Linked DNA regions of Homo sapiens: region 2 is linked to region 1. A link is an interaction called in ENCODE POLR2A ChIA-PET data of the cell type or tissue named here. Cell type or tissue: GM12878. All regions are shown on one strand. Each heading gives the region's core, and the rest is flanking DNA. Links, peaks and the distances in the headings are about the cores only.

Evidence for each region. ChIA-PET counts read pairs that join two places held together with the same protein. Peaks named below come from ENCODE experiments on the same cell type or tissue, not always from the same donor. Only the 100,000 strongest peaks of a DNase experiment are listed, where the experiment ranks them.
Region 2: POLR2A ChIA-PET joins it to region 1 with 13 read pairs; 3 of 35 experiments call an interaction of 5 or more read pairs at or near these places.

The regions. Positions count from the first base shown.
Region 1 is chr17:42,582,393-42,590,446 of GRCh38, reverse strand. It overlaps RETREG3 (reticulophagy regulator family member 3), which reads left to right. Exons shown (of 9, transcript NM_178126.4): 3 at 2,583-2,613; 4 at 3,556-3,682; 5 at 4,310-4,394; 6 at 5,185-5,322; 7 at 6,867-6,949; 8 at 7,641-7,773. Among named protein-coding and RNA genes, the nearest start is that of PSMC3IP, 8.7 kb to the right of the region's middle. In GM12878, for the core only: no CTCF peak of the experiment used is centred there; a DNase peak (open chromatin) is centred at 3,712; H3K4me3 peaks cover 1,370 bases; H3K27ac peaks cover 2,248 bases.
Region 2 is chr17:42,195,295-42,203,348 of GRCh38, reverse strand. STAT5B (signal transducer and activator of transcription 5B) reads left to right here. Exons shown (of 19, transcript NM_012448.4): 17 at 541-592; 18 at 902-1,009; 19 at 1,485-4,172. The coding sequence ends at 1,611. Among named protein-coding and RNA genes, the nearest start is that of GHDC, 4.8 kb to the right of the region's middle. In GM12878, for the core only: no CTCF peak of the experiment used is centred there; no DNase peak of the experiment used is centred there.

The DNA of each region.
Region 1 (8,054 bases), core at 1,344-6,343:
GCCCGCCTCAGCCTTCCAAAGTACTGGGATTACAGACGTGAGTCACCGCGCCCAGCCCTATTCTTATTTTTTAACAAACTAGGTCTCACTGTGTTGTCCAGGTTTTGGAGTACAGTGGCATGATCATAGCTCACTGCAACCTCAAATCCCTGGGCTTAAGTGATCCTCCCACCTCAGTCTCCCAATTAGCTGGGACTACAGGTGCATACCACCACACCCAGCTAAGTAAAAAAAATTTTTTTTGAGACAGAATCTCACTTTGTTGCTCAGGCTGGAGTGCAGTGGCGCGATCTTGGCTCGCTGCAACCTCCACCTCCCAGGTTCAGATGATTCTCCTGCCTCAGTCTCCTGAGTAGCTGGGACGACAGGCGTGCACCACTACGCCCAGCTAATTTTTTTGGTATTTTTAGTAGAAATGGGGTTTCGCCATGTTGGCCAGGCTGGTCTTGAACTCCTGACCTCAAGTGATCCGCGTGCCTTGGCCTTCCAAAGTGCTGGGATTACCTGCGTGGGCCACCACGCCCAGCCGATAATAAAGATTAATTTAGTAGCATTTTTAGGACCACATGGAAGGAGGAAAAGTGGAACAGGATGACCTGTTAGGAGACTGTGGCAGTGTCTTTGTGAGAAGTAGTCAGAGAGGCCTCAGTGAATACAAATGATGGATGGCCTGGAGAGCTGTGAATAAGGAAGATCAAGACATAAATAGTTGGGGCCAGGTGCAGTGGATCATGCCTGTGATCTCAGCACTTTGGGAGGCCAAGGCAGGAGAATTGCTTGAGCCAAGGAATTTGAGACCGGCCTGGACAACGTGGCGAAACCTTGTCTCTACAAAAAATAAAAAAATTACCCAGGCATGGTGGTGTGCACCTGTGGTCCCCAGCTACTTGGGAGGCTGAAGTGGGAAGATCCCTTGAGCCCTGGAGGTTGAGGCTGCAGTGAGCCGTGATCGCACCACTGTACTCCAGCCAAGACAACAGGGCGACACCTGTCTCAGAAAATAATAATTGTTATATATGTATAATAAAAGACATAAGTGGATGGGGGTTAAAGCTAAGAGAGTGGCAGAATGGCATTACACTTAGCAGGCAAAGGCAGACAGGAAAGTTGGTTTGAAGGGGTGAGAGAGGAAAACTGATGTAGATTTTAGGCAGGTTAATTTTGAAGTGTTGGCAAGATATTCAAACCAGAGTATACAGGTTTTAAATACATGCCCATCATATTTTATAGAGACTTCAAGGAATCGTGTAGTTCATCTGCCTATCTAATGGCTGGTGAATCTCAAAAGACTTATACATCATTCAGGTAGATAATGGGTCTCCCCATTTTTTTTTTTTTTTGGTTAGAGACAGGGTCTCACTGTGTTTCCCAGGATGGACTTGAACTCCTGGGCTCAAGTGATCCTCCTGCCTCAGCCCCCCAAGGAGGCAGAACTATAAGTGAGCATCACTACACCTAGCTCTGGGTCTCTTTTTAAAGAGAACAGGCAGGCTGGGTGTGGTGGCTCACACCTGTAATTCCAGCACTTTAGGGAGGCTATGGTGGGTGGATCACCTGAAGTCAGGAGTTCAAGACCAGCCTGGCCAACATAGCAAAAACCTGTCTCTACTAAAAACACAAAAATAGCCAGGCGTGGTGGCAGGTGCCTATAATCCCAGCTACTTGGGAGGCTGAGGCAGGAGAATTGCTTGAACACCAGAGGTGGAGGTTGTAGTGAGCCAAGATCGTGCCACTGCATTCCAGCCTGGGTGACAGAGTGAGATTCTGTCTCAAAAAAATAAAGAGAACAGGCAGATTTCGGCTGGGTACGGTAGCTCACGCCTGTGATGCCAGCACTTTGGGAGGTGGAGGAGTTCGAGAGCAGCCTGGCCAACATGGTGAAACCCCATCTCTACTAAAAACACAAAAATTAGCCAGGTATGGTGGCGTGTGCCTGTAATCCCAGTTACTCGGGAGGCTGAGTGAGCTGAGATCACGCCACTGCACTCCAGCCTGGGCTACAGAGCAAGACCCTGTCTCCAAAAAAAAAAAAAATTAGCCGGGCATTGTGGTGGGTGCCTGTAGTCCCAGCTACTCAGGAGGCTGAGGCAGAAGAATGGGAGGCGGAGCTTGCAGTGAGCCAAGATCGTGCCACTGCACTCCAGGCTGGGCAACAGAGCGAGAAGACTCTGTCTCAAAAAAAATAAACACAACAGGTGGATTTCTAGGGTTGGAGTTGTTACAACGTACCTTGTGTAGCCTGGCACAGATTGATGTGTATGGGTATCCCAGACACACTCAAGGGGTGAGATGGACCATTTTTCTTGTACACCTTGGCTTTCAGCTGAGGTCATTAGAAGGGGGCTCAAATAGTCCATTTGGACCTCCCTTCCTTCCCCTCGAAAAATGAGTAGGCATAAGTGATTATTCCCTTGTCTGCAGCTCCCTAACTGGCAGTATAACACAGTGTCTCCTTTTTTATCGGCTATTACTGTTTTCTTTTCCCCAACCTATTAAAACTTGAGCTGTCAGACCAACAGCCTAACATTTTCATGTTTAGTTTTCCCTACCAACTAATGCTGGTGTTTGTTTTAATATTGTAGTGCCAAGACCCGACGCATTAGACAATGAGAGGTATGGAACACTAATTAAATCCCTTTTTGTTGCTCTGATTCATTCTCTTGTAATATTCTGGTTACATGTTGTTAACCCCATGTTCTGGACACACAGTGTAAACTGAGAACCTAGGCTGTTCCAAATGATCATTTTAACACATCCTAAAGTTCAGGCAGCAATATGTTGAGATGGCCTGTGTCCTCTGATCTTTACAAGAGAAGTTTCTGAAAAAGAAGCATTACAGTGCCCCATAACCTGACATGCCAGGGAATCAGCTGCATTATTCAGTCCCAGTGAGAAAACTTAAAGGCAGCTAACTTCATTTGTCTCCTGGCTTTTATACCAGGTCATTTAGTGTTTTCTGTGACCTCTGGCTATTTAAAGTTCCCGGTCAGAAAACACATTGGTTCCTGGCATCAGCAAGTCAAAGCCAAAGATTCCTCTTGTGTCTTACAGCTCCTGCTTTCATTTCTCAGTTCATCCACTCCATTTGTTTGATCCAAAGAATTTTCTCTGCTGTGGTTTATTTTGGTTTTGCTTTATTTATTTTCTTTCTAAGGGGCACATCCACCATTTCCTCCCCCTTAGCAGCAGTGGTGTCAGTCAGACTATGCTCACTTTTATCCCTGGATTGCAATCACAGGGAATTGGAATGGTCTGAGTGCAAGGAAGAAAACGTTTCTAAGCACAAAGGGCCTTGGAGCTGGGGACAGGTTTACACACGTGGATTGGGCTGCTTGCTCATAGGGTGGAGTTGTCAGAACAAGTTTGTCCTCCTTGTACCTAAATTCAGATTTCAACCTGGTGAGCCAAGAAGAAAGTCATGCTTCACCTCCAAAGCACCTGGGCCTAGTCACTCCCCAAACCCCATTTAAAACCGGAAGCACTGGCTGCCTGCACAGCAAGATGGGGGGACCCTCAACACCCTCCTTTCACAGCTCCCCCTTCTCTCTCCCATAGCTGGGGCTTTGTGCACCCTCGGTTGCTCAGCGTGCCCGAGCTCTGCCACCATGTAGCTGAAGTCTGGGTTAGTGGGACCATTTTCATAAGGAATGTTTTGCTTTTCAAAAAGCAAAACCCAGGCAAGGTAAGACTCTTCCCTTTTTCACTTTCATCTCTGGCCTCTCAGTTCAGTTCATGCTAAACTGAAACAGCTCCTTTACTATGTGTCTTCATTCAAGAAAGTAAAGACTATGATGTTCATAGAGACAAAAGGAAGCTATAGGAAAGGCCTTCTGACCAGCCATTAGGACTAACACAGGAGCTTGGTGACTGCTCATTTGGTGTGGTTGCCACTTAGATGAGGCCGTTTTCTTGCTTCAAGATAGGAAAGAAAGCTTTCTTGTGTACATTCTGTGTCATATTAAATATGTGATAGGTTGTTGTGTTTTTTTGGGTTTTGTGTGTGTTTCTGTTGACTTAAAAAACCACCACCAACATTGCTTTCAGAGAGAATTTTTGGCTAAGTCCTATTCAAACCAATTTCTTGGCAGGAAAGGTGCAGCCCTATGGGGTTAGCCATGTAAAAGGAGTTTGAATAGAAGGGGACATGCTCCTTTTCTTCCCAAACAGAATCACCTTTGGATGCAACAGTGGCTGCACGTCCATGCTTGACTTACAGAGTCTTTCTGTCATATCTCTACCCTAACCCTTCACACCCACCCCAGTCCCCTGCCATGTGACAGAAACTTAATACTCTTTCTTGATTCCCCAGTTCTGCTTGCTGAGCTGTGGGATACTGACCTTTTTGGCTGTCTTGGGCCGCTACGTCCCTGGGCTTCTGCTGTCCTACTTGATGCGTAAGTATGACATATACCTCCCCTACAAAGTATACCCTGCTCATAGCTTTCCAACTATGGCTAACTCTAGGTGTGGGGAGAGGACTGTTATATTTCAATTCTCTAGGATATGACCTTTGCATATTTTCATGACCTGTTTAGTGTCATGAAAATATCCTTCTTTAGCAGGCTCTCCACATACAAAGTTCATTTCTTACCAAGTCAGAAATTGATGAGGGTCCACTAACATATATTGTTGGTATTACCAACTATAAAGGACTGCCTGTCCCTGTTTAAGGAGAGAATTTTTAGAGCCAGGGTATTGTCAGCAGAACATAACTCTTAGGGGTTTCTCTGCTAGGTTCTATTTATGCCAGAGTACTTTTTTCCCACTTGGAGCATAGTTTTGTAAATTTAGTTACTTCCTGTTGGCATGTACTCAGCTTGCTTGGGGCTGGAAGAACTAAGTACTTATGCCTGTGGCTTTTGTATATCAAAACCTCGCATGATTTGTTGTGTAATTTCCATTTATGGCTCAGTGACACCCATTGCCAGGTTCTGCCCTTGGCCTGTCAGCAGCATACTGTGCTGTGCACAACCCTGCAGTAGGCTTTGTGGGTGGCTGTAGAAGTCCCTGCCCTCAAAGACTCCTTCATGTGTAGGGGAGACTGGTGAAGATGACTGGCAGACTTGGGCAGATCTGTTCCACACTTTGTGTCCAAGCCCTAAGGACCAATAGCAGCGCTACAGTTGGGAATGTTTTTTGCAGCCCCTTCTCCATTTTGTCACTGTTTCCCATGCCTCCTCACAGTTGTCACTGTCATGATGTGGCCCCTTGCTGTGTACCACCGACTGTGGGATCGAGCATATGTGCGGCTGAAGCCAGCTCTGCAGCGGCTAGACTTCAGTGTCCGTGGCTACATGATGTCCAAGCAGAGAGAGAGACAATGTAAGTGTCATGGTGTCATTCTTTCCACTTACGCAATTTGGGGCGAAAAGGAGAAGCCCATAGGTCTGACATACTGGGTGGGTCCTCAAAAGTGGAAGTCGGGGGTAGTTGGTGGGGGTGAGGATTGATAGGTAAAAATGATATTCTGTTCTAGGGAAACCTGTGCAGGCTTGCCAGTTTTTATCATTTGTAATCCTAGGCTCCCGTTTTAAACCTATCTGATAAAAGCTCTTTCAAGTTGAATAAAAGCTAGACAGTGAAGATAAATTCCTAGTATTTGTGGTTTGTTTTTTTTTTTTTTTTTTTTTTGAGACAGGGTCTCATTCTGTTTCCCAGGCTGGAGTGCAGTGGCATGATCATGGCTCACTGCACCCTTGACCTCCCAGGCTCAAGTGATCCTTCTACTCAGCCCCGCCAAACCCTTCAGTAGCTGGGACTACAGGCATGTGTCACCACATCTATCTGATTTTTAAATTTTTTTGTAGAGATGGGGTCTCATGTTGCCCAGGCTGATCCTGAACTCCTGGGCTCAAGCGATCCTCCTGCCTTGGCGTTCCAAAGTGTTGGGATTACAGGTGTGAGCCACCGTGCTGAGCCCAGAGCAGATCCTTTCAACTCCTAAGCCTGGTCTCTTCACTAGTAAAAGCTGCCTCCCAAAGGTGATTAAAAACTGCTGCCTCAGAGGTTGTAAGTGTACTAGCCTGAGATCCATGCAACACAATGATGGTAGTACAAACTTTTCCCTCCCTTGTGTGGTCTTGTCAGGTTTTGTGTTTTATGGAGGCCTGGCCTTCAAAGAGCCCTGCACTTGGTCACCAAGGCCCAAGTCCCCTTGGGGCAGCCAGTTGAATAATACCAGTCCTCAAAAGTCTGATTTAACAAGGTGTGCATCTCCTTTTGCCCTCTCTTTGATCATGTCCACTTAACACCTTGACATTAGGTCTGCCTTTAGCCATCCAGAGAGTTGTTGACAAAGCCTGGTATTTGATCATCTGACCAGAATAGAAATGTGTGCCAGGCCGGGCGCAGTGGCTCACACTTGTAATCCCAGCACTTTTGGAGGCTGAGGTGGGCGGATCACCTTAGGTCAGGAGTTCGAGACCAGCTTGACCAATATGATGAAACCCCGTCTCTACTAAAAATACAAATATTAGCCAGGTGTGATGGTGAGCACCTGTAATCTCAGCTACTCAGGAGGCTGAGACAGGAGTATTGCTTGAATCCAAGAGGCAGAGGTTGCAGTGAGCCGAGATCGCGCCATTGCACTCCAGCCTGGGCAACAAGAACAAAACTCCATCTCAAAAGAAAAAAGAAATATGTAGGGTCTGGTGGAGAGGATGTTGGAAGCTGAGATATTTTCTCCAGTGTTTTCAACTCACCTTGCATTTAGGCTCAGCAGCTCAGCCTTCTGTTATTATTATGTAGGCTTAGAGCCAGATTCAGAGAGGCTCTTTGTTTTGTGTTCTGATTTTATGTCTTTAAAGTCCAAAGGGGATTTTACGCTGGGAGAAGGTATCAAGCAAGACTTTGTGCTCTTCCCACAGTACGCCGCAGAGCTCTCCACCCAGAACGAGCCATGGACAACCACAGTGACAGCGAAGAGGAGCTTGCTGCCTTCTGTCCTCAGGTATCTTGAGTGTGGGAGCTGCTTCACTGTCCAGTTTTCTTTAGCTACCTTTTAACCATCCGACAGCTCACATTTAGGCCATAACCAGGTTTGAGGCCTTAGACTCCCCTTGTTCCCAAGACAAGGAGAGAAGTGAGACTTTGTTCCTAGATCTCAATTTTTTTCTTTATCATATCATTCCTGTAATCAACCTAGGTCTCAATTAGAGCCTGATGCCCAGCACCGCTCTTCCGTATCTCTTTTTACCCTACCATTATGGAAGAACTTCTGGAGCTAGTATGATCATCTTTTAAACAGCCCAGTTCACCCTTGGGTCTGTGCAGTATGTGTATCCTCCTACCACTTTGAAAAATTATCTCTGGATCAATTATTTGCCTTAAAGTAAGTGGGTAATTGACTCCCCCAAGACTGCTTTTCTTCCTGTGCTTAAGAGGTTATGAATGAGTGTTTTCTTTGGGAGAGCAGCCTAAAAGGGGTCAAGATTTTTTTTGTTGTTGTTACTTTCACATGTATTGATTAAAAAAAAAATAAAGGGGAGAGGGAGTTTTCAACGGGAAGTTACCATCTATCCCTGGTTACATTGATTTGATGGCCTTCGGATAACTAATGCTAGCTGATTAGTAAAGCTGTACCTGGTGACTACACCTGGTTCCTGATGGCATTATCTCACATTTGTTGGTCTTTTCCTAAGCTGGACGATTCTACTGTTGCCAGGGAATTGGCCATCACAGACTCTGAGCACTCAGACGCTGAAGTCTCCTGTACAGACAATGGCACATTCAATCTTTCAAGGGGCCAAACACCTCTAACGGAAGGCTCTGAAGGTGAGGGGAGCCTTTGACCTCAGTTGATAATGGCTCTGACTGTTGCCTCTTAGCTTCCCTGAACAGAGGGGATACTGGTGCTTGCCCCTCTCCTGTTTTCTGAGCTATGGATCAGGCGGCAGAGCAGCCTGAGTGCTGTGGCTACAGCCAGGATGGCACTGCTGCCCTTCTTGAAGACTTTAGTCCCTTAGTAGCCTCAGGCACTAGCCTCACAGGGGACATAGAAGAGAGGGGGAATTGTGTAGAGATCACAGCCACCTATAAGTGGAGGGGAAAGGTAT
Region 2 (8,054 bases), core at 1,279-6,278, 390 kb after region 1:
AATTTATTGAAACATCCAAGCCAATTTGGAAGATATCTTGAATTTCAGTTTTAGTGCTGACCTTCTCCTCTACCAGGTCTTCCTAACAGATTGAAATATTAAATGCTTGGCCAAGTGCGGTGGCTTATGCCTGTAATCCCAGCACCTTGGGGGGCCAAGGTGGGCAGATAACTTGAGGTCAGGAGTTAGAAAACAGCCTGGGTGACATGGTGAAACCCCATCTCTACTAAAAATACAAAAATTAGCCAAAGTGTGGTGGTGTACCTGTAATCCAGCTACTCAGGAGGCTGAGGCATCGGAATCATTTGAACCTGGGAGGCGGAGGCTGCAGTGAGCCGAGATTGCACCACCGTACTCCAGCCTGGATGAGAGAGTGAGACTGTTTCAAAAAACAAAACAAAAAAATATTAAGTGCTTGTGTCATATCCTTAGATAAGTTAGGTGGTTGTGTTCTGTCCTAAGAAAAGATGTGATTCATAAGGAAGATCACATTTTTGTTTCACTTGAGAACTTTGATTTACTACATTCTTCCCTTGGCAGCTAAAGCTGTTGATGGATACGTGAAGCCACAGATCAAGCAAGTGGTCCCTGAGTAAGTGTCCAGGTGGCTGTGGCTCTCCTTCTGCCTCTTTCCTCCTCCCCCAGACCCTGCCTCCCATCCTTATCCTGGCCCAGCTTTCCGCTCCCCCGGGGAAACTGTCTCAGCCCTGGGGAAGGACCTGGGCTTGGTGATGCTATGCCAGTACCTGAGGCCCCACTCCTGTAGCTGGAGCCCCAGGGCCGAGTGGGGCACTTTGTCCTTCTACACCCTGAGAAAGACAAAGATACCCCTTGGTCCCCTCCCCAAGTCAGCTGCCCTGGCCTCCCTGGCAGCTGAAGCTCTGTTCTCTTCCTTCTGCAGGTTTGTGAACGCATCTGCAGATGCCGGGGGCGGCAGCGCCACGTACATGGACCAGGCCCCCTCCCCAGCTGTGTGTCCCCAGGCTCACTATAACATGTACCCACAGAAGTAGGTGGCATTCTTGTGGGGGTCCACAGGGGAGGAACTGGGGGCTTGGCCCCAGGCTGGACCCCTGGAGGGCTGGGGTCAAAGGAATCCAGAGCTCCTCTAGGTCTGAGACCACACAGCCCTGGCCCGGGCTCTGGCCTTTGGGAGGGAGAGATTTGACCAGAAGTGATTGGTGGTTTAGAGTCGGGTTGGGCAAATGTCATCTGTTCCCCTCTCTCAATATGGAGATTTTTCTTGCTCTAAGGACTGAGTGGAGTTGTGATGTGTCTGGACAGCCGGTGTGAGAGGTAACAGGGGAGGGTATTTCAGTCTGAGTTGCTGTACAGCCAGCTGTTTGAATGGTTGTTCTTTTCCCATGAAGCCCCAGGCTGAGGGCATAGGCTGGCTCAGACTGCTCCCCTGGTGGCCTGTGGGGCTTGGGGTGGTCTCTGGCAGGCTTTCCCCTTCCCTTCATCCCTCTTCTTTCCCTCCCAAGCCCTGACTCAGTCCTTGACACCGATGGGGACTTCGATCTGGAGGACACAATGGACGTAGCGCGGCGTGTGGAGGAGCTCCTGGGCCGGCCAATGGACAGTCAGTGGATCCCGCACGCACAATCGTGACCCCGCGACCTCTCCATCTTCAGCTTCTTCATCTTCACCAGAGGAATCACTCTTGTGGATGTTTTAATTCCATGAATCGCTTCTCTTTTGAAACAATACTCATAATGTGAAGTGTTAATACTAGTTGTGACCTTAGTGTTTCTGTGCATGGTGGCACCAGCGAAGGGAGTGCGAGTATGTGTTTGTGTGTGTGTGTGTGTGTGTGTGTGTGTGCGTGTTTGCACGTTATGGTGTTTCTCCCTCTCACTGTCTGAGAGTTTAGTTGTAGCAGAGGGGCCACAGACAGAAGCTGTGGTGGTTTTTACTTTGTGCAAAAAGGCAGTGAGTTTCGTGAAGCCTGGAAGTTGGCCATGTGTCTTAAGAGTGGCTGGACTTTGACATGTGGCTGTTTGAATAAGAGAAGGACAAAGGGAGGAGAAAGCACATGTGCTCCAGTGAGTCTTCGTCACTCTGTCTGCCAAGCAATTGATATATAACCGTGATTGTCTCTGCTTTTCTTCTGAAATGTAGATAACTGCTTTTTGACAAAGAGAGCCTTCCCTCTCCCCCACCCCTGTGTTCTTGGGTAGGAATGGGAAAAGGGGCAACCTACAAAGATTGTTGGGGCAAGGGAAGTCACAAGCTTTCGGATGGGCGGTGGCTTTTCACAAAACATTTAGCTCATCTTATTCTCTCTTTGTCCTCTCTCCCCTCCTGCCCGCCCGCACCCTGGAATTGCCACTCAGTTCCTCTGGGTGTGCACATATGTTTGGAGAAATAGAGGAGAGAAAAGAGGGCCACGTAACTGAGAGCTTACAGTGCCAATGCCGTTTGTGTTCTGGCCAGAGTGGAGTGCGCAGCCCTGACTCCCAGGCGCTGAGATTGTTGCCTGGTTACCCAGGAAGCTGCTGTTCCGGCTGCCCAGCCTTTCTCTGAGCCAGCGGATGCACAGTCCGTGGCCTTCTTCAGGCTTATTGATGATGCTTTTTGCAAATGTTGAATCATGGTTCTGTTTCTAAGTTGGATCTTTTTTGTTTTCTCCTTGCCACCCTAATTTGACATCAAAATTCTCTCTTGTGCATTGGGCCCTGGGTCATTCAAACCCAGGTCACCTCATTCCCCTTCTCTGTTCACACCTAATGTCTTGAAGAGTAGGTAGCAGCAGTGTGGGCTGAACCTAGGCCAGCTTGCTTAGCGGGTCACCCTGCTGTGAAGTCCTGGCAGGTGTTGGTAATGTGTGGAAATGCAGTCAGCAAGTTTGCTGGGGAGTTTGATAAAAGTATAAAACAAAACAAAAAAAGCCTCGGTATAATTTTGTTCCACGACTTCTTCTGTAGCTTTACACCAGAAGGAAGGAATGGGCTACAGCAGGTAGTGGAGGAAGAGGGGGGTGAGCAGGTGTATTAAAATAGCTTACGGGTAAGGCCTAAAAGGTCACCCCTCGGCCCCCTCTCCAAAAGAAGGGCATGGGCACCCCCAGGAGAGGATGGCCCCAAAAACCTTATTTTTATACATGAGAGTAAATAAACATATTTTTTTTACAAAAATAACTTCTGAATTTATCAGTGTTTTGCCGTTAAAAATATTCCTCTATAGTAAATTATTTATTGGAAGATGACTTTTTTAAAGCTGCCGTTTGCCTTGGCTTGGTTTCATACACTGATTTATTTTTCTATGCCAGGCAGTAGAGTCTCTCTGCCTCTGAGGAGCAGGCTACCCGCATCCCACTCAGCCCCTCCCTACCCCTCAAGATTTGATGAAAATTCCAACCATGAGGATGGGTGCATCGGGGAAGGGTGAGAAGGAGAGCCTGCCTGCTCAGGGATCCAGGCTCGTAGAGTCACTCCCTGCCCGTCTCCCAGAGATGCTTCACCAGCACCTGCCTCTGAGACCTCGCTCTCTGTTCCAGCAACCCTGGTTGGGGGGTCAGACTTGATACACTTTCAGGTTGGGAGTGGACCCACCCCAGGGCCTGCTGAGGACAGAGCAGCCAGGCCGTCCTGGCTCACTTTGCAGTTGGCACTGGGTTGGGGAGGAAGAGAGCTGATGAGTGTGGCTTCCCTGAGCTGGGGTTTCCCTGCTTGTCCAGTTGTGAGCTGTCCTCGGTGTTACCGAGGCTGTGCCTAGAGAGTGGAGATTTTTGATGAAAGGTGTGCTCGCTCTCTGCGTTCTATCTTCTCTCTCCTCCTTGTTCCTGCAAACCACAAGATAAAGGTAGTGGTGTGTCTCGACCCCATCAGCCTCTCACCCACTCCCAGACACACACAAGTCCTCAAAAGTTTCAGCTCCGTGTGTGAGATGTGCAGGTTTTTTCTAGGGGGTAGGGGGAGACTAAAATCGAATATAACTTAAAATGAAAGTATACTTTTTATAATTTTTCTTTTTAAAACTTGGTGAAATTATTTCAGATACATATTTTAGTGTCAAGGCAGATTAGTTATTTAGCCACCAAAAAAAAGTATTGTGTACAATTTGGGGCCTCAAATTTGACTCTGCCTCAAAAAAAAGAAATATATCCTATGCAGAGTTACAGTCACAAAGTTGTGTATTTTATGTTACAATAAAGCCTTCCTCTGAAGGGATGGTATTGAGTCCTGTTTTTACTTTTTTCTGTCACATGCCAAGGGAGGGCAGCTTGAACACGGAAAAGTTTCAAGTCATCAGCGTGACCCTGAAAAAGGGAACTGGTTGGGTGGTTGGGAGTTGGCTGCCTCAGAGGGCACGTCATTAGCTCTGATGGCAGATGGGGCCTTTCATACCTTCCTGCTCATATGATGTTTTGAAAATAAGAATGATGGTCTCCTAGCCTCCTGACTCCAGAAAGCTTGTTAGCCAGGATGGTCTCGATCTCCTGACCTCATGATCTGCCCACCTCAGCCTCCCAAAGTGCTGGGATTACAGGCGTGAGCCACTACGCCCGGCTGAAAGCCTGTCCTTAAGATTCAGCACATTTAGAGTACCTGACCCTGAGTTCAGCGTTGTGTGTGGGATGAGAAATGGTGCCTTCCCTGCAGAGGCTCACAGTTGGAGAAAGGCAGCTACCACAACTGATTATGCTAGGATATCGCTTCCTGCTGCAATCAAGGCATCCCAAAGTCATTATGCAAAAGAACATGCAGGAAGGCCACTGAGCAACTCAAGCTTTTTTTTTATTTTATTTTTTTATTTTAATTGAGTAGCTGGGATTACAGGCGCCACCACTCCCGGCTAATTTTTGCATTTTTAGTAGGGACGGGGTTTCACCATGTTGGCCAGGCTGGTCTGGACCTCCTGACCTCAGGTGATCCACCTGCCTTGGCCTCCCAAAATGCTGGGATTACAGGCGTGAACCACCATGCCCAGCCTGGAGCTGGCTCTTAAGGAACAAATAGGGCCGGGCACGGTGGCTCATGCCTGTAATCCCAGCATTTTGGGACGCCAAGGCAGGTGGATCACCTGAGGTCGGGAGTTCGAGACCAGTCTGGCCAACATGATGAAACCCCGTCTCTACTAAAAATACACAAAAATTAGCTGGGCGTGGTGGCACGCGCCTGTAATCCCAGCTACTTGGGAGGCTGAGGCAGGAGAATCGCTTGAACCCGGCAGGCAGAGATTGCAGTGAGCCGAGATCATGCCATTGCATTCCAGCCTGGACAACAGAGCAAGACTCTGTCTCAAATTAAAAAAAAACAAAAAACCCAGCCATTCCACTTGTAGGTATCTACATAAGAACCATGAGAACATATATGTACAGAAACACTTGTGACAAATGTTCATAACAGCATTATGCATAATAGCCAAAGGGCAGAAACAACCCAAATGTCCATCAACTGATGAATAAACAAAATGTATTATGGTATATCTGTACAATGGAATATACGGCAATAAAAAGGAATGAAGTGCTGACACACAGGACATGATGTTGTCACGGATGAACCTTGACAATATCATGCTAGATGAAAGAAGCCAGGCCGGGCACGGTGGCTCATGACTGGGACTCCAGCACTTTGGGAGGCTGAGGCGAGGGATCACTTGAGTGCAGCAGTTCAAGACCAGCTTGGACAACACGGTGAAACCCCATCTCTACAAAAAAATACAAAAATTAGCTGGATGTGGTGGTGCACCCCTGTAGTCCCACCTACTCAGGAGGCTGAGGTGGGAGGATCACTTGAGCTGTGATCATGCTACTGCACTCCAGCCTGGGTGACAGAGCGAGGAAAAAGAAAAGAAGCCAAGTACAAAAGACCGCATATTATATGATGCCATTTATAGGAAATGTCTAGGATAGGCAAATCTATGGAGACAGAAAGTAAATTTGAGGTTGCCTAGAGGCTGGGAAGGAGTTTGGAGGTAATAGTGAAAGGATACAGGGTTTGGGGGTTTTTTTGTTTTGTTTTTTTTTTTGTTTGTTTTTCTTGAGACAGAGTCTCGCTCTGTCACCCAGACTGGAGTGCAGTGGCGCCATCTCGGCTCACTACAACCACTGCCTCCCAGTTTCAAGCGATTCTCCCACCTCAGCCTCCCAAGTAGCTGGGATTATAGGCGCCGGCCACCAGACCCTGCTAATTTTTGTATTTTTAGTAGAGACAGTGTTTTGCCATGTTGGCCAGGCTGGTCTTGAACTCCTGACTTCAGGTGATCCACCTGCCTTGGCCTCCCAAAGTGCTGGGATTATAGGTGTGAGCCACCACGCCCAGCCTGAGTTTGGGGTTTTTTATTTTATTTTATTTTATTTTATTTTATTTTATTTTATTTTATTTTATTTAACGAATTGGGCAGTCTCCTGAGGCACAGTAGGCTCAGAGAGACTCTGCAGGGTTTGTTTTTGAGGTAAGGAAAATGTTATTATCTGTGGTGTTGGTTGCACATATCTCTGGATATACTAGATCTTGAATTGTACACTAAATGGGTGATTTGTATGGTGTGTGAATTATATCTAATAAAGCTGTTACTGGGCCAGGTCTAGTGGCTTACACCTGTAATTCCAGCACTTTGGAAGGCCAAGGTAGGAGGATCGCTGAGACCGGGAGTTCCAGACCAGTCTGGGCAACATAGTAAGACCCCCTGTCTCTACAAAAAAAAAAAAAAAATGTTTTTAATTAGCTGGGTGTGGTGGCACATGCCTGTAGTCCTAGCCACTCAGAGGCTGGGGTAGGAGGATTGCTTGATCCCCGGAGTTCAAGGTTGCAATGAGCTGTGACCAGGCCACTGAACTCCAGCCTGGACAACAGAGCAAGACCCTGTCTTTAAATAAATAATAAAAGCAAATGCAAGATCTCAGCGAGAAAAAACGTGAAAGTGAGGTGAGTTAGCCAGAGTGAGAACAGACCTGTTGAAAGAAGCTCAGCTGTGAAGGGAAGAGAGGTGCTCAGCAAGTAGTAGCTCTCTTCTCAAAGGTATCCAGAGGCAAGTAAGGGGAGAAAGGGAGTGGTTTTAGTGTTTTGAGAGCCTAGGTCAAGAACACACCAGCCTGGGCAACATAGGGAGCTCTCTCGTCTCTACAAAAAATAAAATTAGTTGAGCGTAGTGGTGCGTACCTGTAGTTCCAGTCCCTTGGGAGGCTGAGACAGGAGGATCTCTTGAGCCCAGGAGGTTGAGGTTGCAGTGAGCTATGATCGCACCACTGCACTCCAGCCTGGGCAATAGATCAAGACCCTGTCTCAAAAACAAAAAACAAAAAAAGAGAAGTTTGTAATTTTCCTTGGGATAAAGGCAACAGGCTAACACAGATGGTCACCCAGTAACCAGGTAAAGTTAAGATAAACTATATGTGACTGGCTGGGTGCAGTGGCTCAGGCCTGTAATCCCAGCACTTTGGGAGGCCGAGGCAGGTGGATCACTTGAGGTCAGGAGTTTGAGACCAGCCTGGCCAACATGGTGACATGGTGAAACCCCGTCTCTACTAAAAATACAAAAAATTAGCTGGGTGTGGTGATGCGTGCCTGTAATCCCAGCTACTCGGGAGGCTGAGGCAGGAGAATTGCTTGAATCTGGGAGGCGGAGGTTGCAGTGAGCTAAGATCGTGCCATTGCACTCCAGCCTGGGCAACAAGAATAGAACTCTGCCAAAAAAACAAAAAAAAAGAAGTTTGTAATTTTCCTTGGGATAAAGCCAGCAAGCTAACACAGATGTTCACCTAATAACCATGTAAAGTTAAGATAAACTATGTGACTGGCTGGGTGTGGTGGCTCACACCTGTAATCCCAGCACTTTGGGAGGCCAAGGAGGGTAGATCACTTGAGGTCAAGAGTTTGAGACCAGCCTGGCCAACATGGTGAAACCCCATCTCTACTGAAAATACAAAAATTAGCTGGGCGTGGTGGCACACACCTGTAATCCCAGCTGCTTGGGAGGCTGGGGCAGCAGAATCGCTTGAACCTGGGAAGTGGAGGTTGCAGTGAGCTGAGATTGTGCCACTGCACTCCAGCCTGGGCAACAGAGCAAGACTGTGTCTCAAAAAAAAAAAAAAAAAAAAAAGATAAACT